Linked DNA regions of Homo sapiens: region 2 is linked to region 1. Evidence: chromatin loops called from intact Hi-C (ENCODE). Cell type or tissue: PC-9. All regions are shown on one strand. Each heading gives the region's core, and the rest is flanking DNA. Links, peaks and the distances in the headings are about the cores only. Region 1 has its middle 19 kb from the start of GPRC5A. Region 2 overlaps DDX47 (DEAD-box helicase 47).

Region 1 (2,916 bases), core at 167-2,666:
CAGATAGAAGGGGTGAGGGCAGGATAAGCAGGTTGTATTCAGGTTCTATATCATTTACTTGTTGAGTGACTTTGGATAGTTATTTAACCTTTCCACTTCTGTTTTCTCATCTGCGAAATGGAGATAATTATAGTTAATATCTAGTAGAGTTGTAAATATTAAATAAGTTAATGCAGAAAGTATTTTATTAATCTATTTTTATTTGTCTTTCTTTTTCAAACACCAACTTGAACCAGAAGGAAGAGTTTTTTAGAACAAACCTGATACATAGGAAACAATAGATGATGGTCATTGTTGCTATTATTAGTATTATACAGGGAGCCGTGGGTATGTAAATATACAGCTGGAACATAGAATTTAAGAAAGTGAATGGAGAGGCCAGGCGCAGTGGCTCATGCCTGTAATCCCAGCACTTTGGGAGGCTGAGGTGGGCGGATCGCTTGAGGTCACGAGTTCGAGACCAGCCTGGCCAACATGGTGAAATCTGTCTTTACTAAAAATACAAAAATTAGCTGGGCATGATGGCGTGTGCCTGTAATCCCAGCTACTTGGGAGGCTGAGGCTGGAGAATTGGTTGAACCCAGGAGGTTCAATTGTGCCACTGCACTCCAGCCTGGGCGATAGAGCAAGACTCAGTCTCAAAAAAAAAAAAAAAAAAAAAAAAAAAAAAAAGAGGGTGAATGGAGAGAGAGATATCATTCTGGAATGGTAAACAGGGGCCAGATCACGAATGACTTTGTAAGCCATACATGGTTTTCTGAACTTGTCCTAGAGTAAGTGAAGAGAGGTTGTGTTTGTTTTTGAGATAGGGTCTTGTTTTGCCACCCAGGCTGCAGTGCAGTGGCGTGAGCACAGCTCACTACAGCCTCGACCTCCTGGGCTCAAGCCATCCTCCCCACTCAGCCTCCGGAGTGGCTGGGTCTATAGGTGAGCACCACCATGCCCAGTTAATTTTTTATTTTTTGTAGAGATGGTATCTAACTATGTTGCCCAGGCTCGTCTCAAACTCCTGGCCTCAAGTGATCCTCTCGCCTTGGTCTCCCAAAGTGCTGGGATTACAGGTGTGAGCCACTGGGCCAGGCTGAGAGGTTATGGATTTTGAGGAGAGTTGAGCAGATTTGGGGTTTTAGGAGGATCTCTACACAAAAGGCTTCTAGAGTGGGGAATGCTTTGGAGAGAAGAAAAACTAGAGACATGGAGATCAGCTGGAAGCCACTGTGGTGGTCCAGGAGAGGCTTGTGGGGGCTGGGCCTGAGGTTGTGCTGAGGGGGATGAAGAGAAGTGGACCTGCTAAAGGTCACAGTGCTGGTTAGTGACGGACCAGGGGCGGGAGCTGTTGACTAATTACATAAGAATTTCCTGCCAGGAAATTAGCCTTTTTTTCTTGTTTATTTAGGCATGAATTTAATATATGTGCTACTTGATAGAAACAGATAAGTAACTACAAGTAACTGGGCAGGGATGGTTAGCTGGGAGGTATGGATTTCATTTCCATTACTAATGCCTGCAATTGCTGATAATAGACGTGCCCCAGGAATCGCTGCAAGGGAAATGGAGCAAGGTGAGCCATTCTCTTTGAAGGAGTTTTTTCCAGCTCTACCGGTTTATGTGTATAGGGTCACACCCTACCTTCTTATAACTGCCTCATTTGTTCTCCTTTGGGTCAGGCTGAAAGTGTTTGTTTGCTTTTTCTGGTTTTATTGGCATAGAAAACTCTAGCAAGATGTGATTGGCCACTCTGTGGGGGCATCACTGGCCTTTCAAGCTGTGTTTCTCAAACATTCTCTGTGGACGCAGATTGGTCATGGCATCTGCATTCCTGGAAGGTGCAGGCTGATGGGTGGAGCGGAGGAGTTTTGAGGAGCCAGATGAGATGAGGCACCTGGGGACAGGTGACCCCAGCAGCTGCCGCTTGCAGGAGAGAGCTTCTGAGGAAAGACATCTGAGTCAGCAGGGTGACTGCTGGGACTGTGGGCAAAGCATGAGCCCAGCGGTGTTCTCATCCACCCAGTTAGGCGACCCTGAAGGTCTATGATGATAATCTAAATGATCCCTGAAAGGATCTGCTCTAATCTCTTCGCTGGTCCATGAACCTGCCAGGCTTGTTCTGATTCCGTATGGGAATTTGATTGATAAAGTCCTATGCATTCTTGAGTCACCCCCATCACCCACCCTCTACTCCCTTTGAAGAACCACAGAGGGAAGAGTAGACACCATACAGCTCACACTGACTCACTTCTGTGTTCAATGCATTGCTCCTCTTAGTCTCCCAGCTTTTCTAGAAGCCCTCTGAGGGCTTTTTTTTTTCCTTTTCTTTTTGAGACAGGGTCTCTGTTGCCCAGGCTGGAGTGCAGTGGCATGCTCTCAGCTCGCTCTGCCTCCTGGGCTCAAGTGATCCTCCTACCACAGCCTCCTGAGTAGCAGGACTACAGGTGCGCACTACCACGCCTCGCTAATTTTTGTATTTTTAGTAGAGATGGGGTTTCACCATGTTGCCTAGGCTGGTCTCAAACTCCTGACCTCAAGTGATCTGCCCACCTCAGCCTCCCAAAGTGCTGGGGTTACAGGCGTCAGCCACCGCACCTGGCCCTTCTGAGGGCTTTTTATTCCTTCTATGTTCTCGTAACTCCTCTCAGAGTTTTTAGGTGACCTCTGTTGATTGACAGATCCAGAAGTTTGGAAGATGTGTCAGCCTGAATTTACAGATTGGGAAGCCGAAGAGGAAGGGTTTAGCCACCTGCCCAAGATTGTGAGAATTGGCAGTTATTCACCAGATAACCAGGAACAGTCCTAGAGTTAAACATTTTACATACATTTGTTGTTTAATCCTTTCAACAAAGCCTAAGAGGTAGAAGGTCTCATTATCCCCATTTCATAGCTGAGGAAATTGAAGCTTACAGTTTTTAAATAACTCCA
Region 2 (2,916 bases), core at 156-2,655, 52 kb before region 1:
TGTCTAAAAAAAAAAAAAATCAGTCCCATTGTCTGGTTTGACTTGTATTTCACATCTGTGCATATGCTTTTGAATGGAAAACACTGATGTTAATGAAAAGAAGGCTAAAGAATAGAATTCACTAGGATACACTGTATGTTAGTCCTTTTTCACACTGCTGATACAGACACACCCGAGACTGGGAAGAAAAAGAGGTTTAATTGGACTTACAGTTCTGTGTGTGGCTGTGGAGGCCCCAGAATCATGGCAGGAGGCGAAAGGCACTTATTACGTGGTGGCGGCAAGAGAAAATGAGAGACATGCAAAAGCAGAAACCCCTGATAAAACCATCAGATCTCATGAGATTTATTCACTACCATGAGAACAGTATTGGGGAAACCACCTCCATGATTCAAATTATCTCCCACTGGGTCCTTCCCACAACATGTGGAAATTATGGGAGTACGACTCAAGATGAGATTGGGTGGGGACACAGCCAAACCATATCACACTGTTGTCTGATCTGGCATGGCAGATCCTGGTTTAACTGATTAATGTTTAAGAGGTGGATCTTACAGGTCTGTTCTACTTGATCAGTGACATTGAACGCCACTGATCACTCTTCTTTCTTGAAGCTGCCTTCCTCCTTAATTTCAAGACAGCATTTTCTTCTGTCTTTCTAGCTGTTCTTTCTCAGTCTCTTCTTCTGGTTCTTTTCCCTTTGCCTTACAATATTGATTCTGTCTTTACCCTTTTTTCTTACTCTGAAATACTACATAACATTTCTCATTCAGTCCTCAAGCTTAAACCCTGTCTGCATCAGTGAGTCTGTATTCTTCAGAATCATCTATGGAGCTTTTTTTTTTTTTTTAAATAGAGATTTCTAGGTCCCAGCCAAGACCTACTGAATCAGAATTTCCAGGCATGGGACCGGGCATATATATATATGTAAGTCTCATCGATTATTCTGAAGCATCTGCCCCTGAGGAAGTACCAGTGGTAGGATACTCATGGCTCCCATGTCTGTTCTAACCCCCACTTTTTTCCTGAGCTCCAAACAAGTATGTCCAGCTGGTTTTTAGACATACCTCCAAATAATTATGCCCAACTGGTTTTTAGACATATCTCTAAACAAGTATGTCCAACTGGTTTTTAGACATATCTCTTTGAGTTTACTATAGGAATCTTAAGTTCCAAGTTCCCTGTGTGGAAACCAAAGTCCTTATTTTCCTCACCAGGACTAATTTTTCTGTTGCCTATATTGCAGTTTTTGGCTTTTGAGTGTCCCGTACTAAAAATGTGTGAGTCACCCACATTTCCTTTTGTTAGTTTCTGAATCTCATTCCTGTGCTCATTCCTGGCCTCAGTTCAGGCCACCATCATATCTCCCCTGAATTACATCCAATGTCCCAGTTAAGCCTTTGTTTTCCCTGTTCTGGTCATTTAAGTCATTTCTGATTGTAAGTCATGTTCAGGTTATGTCAGGGAAAAGAGATTTGTTTATTGTAGGATTATCTTCTAGGTAAAGAAAACTTCTCAGCAGTTACACAGTCAGAACAGGGGCAGCAACTGTAGGGGTCATGATTTAATAGGGAGCATTCTCACTGGCCACTGTGGTAGTGCATAGCTACCTCATGGGCTACAGCCAGCTCGGAGATAGTGATCTCAACTCAGGAGTTAATTTCCAAGTCTTATGAGTTGTGGCTTGAGTGGTGATAGCAAACAGTGGTGACCTGTTCTTAAAGAATTACTTAGAGCATTCTTCCCTCAGAAGGAGCAGTAACTGGCATGCACTGTTAAGTTCCTTGGCTCCTCCTTATGCCATCAGGTCTAGAGTTTATCTTCCTAAACAGTAATATTGATCATGATATTCCCTGTTTAAAATCCTTTAATTCTTTCTTATAGGAAAACATCAAAACTCTAGCCTCATTCTTCCCTCTTTCTCCCTTAACACTTCTGTGTTCCAGCCACATTGTACTTCTCAGCCTAACTATGCATGCTATGTTCTTTTTATTTTTTGAGATGGAGTTTCGCTCTTGTTGCCCAGGCTGGAGTGCAGTGGCACGATCTCCGCTCACCGCTGCCGCAACCTCCGCCTCCCGGGTTCAAGCAATACTCCTGCCTCAGCCTTCCGAGTAGCTGGGATTACAGGCATGCACCACCATGCCCGCCTAATTTTGTATTTTTAGTAGAGACAGGGTTTTTCCTTGTTGGTCAGACTGGTCTCGAACTCCCAACCTCAGGTGATCTGCCTGGCTCGGCCTCCCAAACTGCTGGGGTTACAGGCGTGAGCTACCATGCCCAGCCAGCATGCTATGTTCTCTAAAGCCTTAATTCTCTTTCCTCTTACAGGAATATCCTTTCTTCCCTTCTTTGCTTACTTCCAGTTTTAACTCACTTATCACCTCTGTTAGCCTTTTCTGACTCTTCTGGGCAGTAGTTACTTTTCCTTGTGTTCTCGCTGTATTTTGCAGGGGCTTATATTAAAACTCTTATCACATTATAATGCATTTGTATATTTGTCTGTCTCACCACTGGGTTTTGAGCTTATCTAAGAGAGAGGCCATGTCTTTTCTGTTTATTCAACTTTCCTCTCTCCCCAGTTCATCAGATATTTATTAAGCGTCTACTTTGTGCCCAGCATTGTGTCATTGTAGAAAACACAGAAATAGCGCAAAGAGATTACTTGGCTGTTGAATTTCTTTTTCTTTTAGGTCGTGATATCATTGGGCTTGCAGAAACTGGCTCTGGAAAGACAGGCGCCTTTGCTTTGCCCATTCTAAACGCACTGCTGGAGACCCCGCAGCGTTTGTTTGCCCTAGTTCTTACCCCGACTCGGGAGCTGGCCTTTCAGATCTCAGAGCAGTTTGAAGCCCTGGGGTCCTCTATTGGAGTGCAGAGTGGTAAGTGTCTGAGAGGGAAGGGATCCTAGGTTGC

Evidence for each region. Hi-C counts contacts between places; a loop is a spot of excess contacts. Peaks named below come from ENCODE experiments on the same cell type or tissue, not always from the same donor. Only the 100,000 strongest peaks of a DNase experiment are listed, where the experiment ranks them.
Region 2: it touches region 1 in a loop (7-fold over the local background); 11 of 110 quality-filtered maps call a loop at or near these places.

Annotation. Positions count from the first base shown.
Region 1 is chr12:12,870,911-12,873,826 of GRCh38, forward strand. No RefSeq gene overlaps it. Among named protein-coding and RNA genes, the nearest start is that of GPRC5A, 19 kb to the right of the region's middle. RefSeq lists an enhancer at 838-2,037. In PC-9, for the core only: no CTCF peak of the experiment used is centred there; a DNase peak (open chromatin) is centred at 1,651; H3K4me3 peaks cover 583 bases; H3K27ac peaks cover 2,500 bases.
Region 2 is chr12:12,818,515-12,821,430 of GRCh38, forward strand. It overlaps DDX47 (DEAD-box helicase 47), which reads left to right. Exons shown (of 12, transcript NM_016355.4): 3 at 2,694-2,882. Among named protein-coding and RNA genes, the nearest start is that of DDX47, 6.6 kb to the left of the region's middle. In PC-9, for the core only: no CTCF peak of the experiment used is centred there; a DNase peak (open chromatin) is centred at 1,567; H3K4me3 peaks cover 1,911 bases; H3K27ac peaks cover 2,500 bases.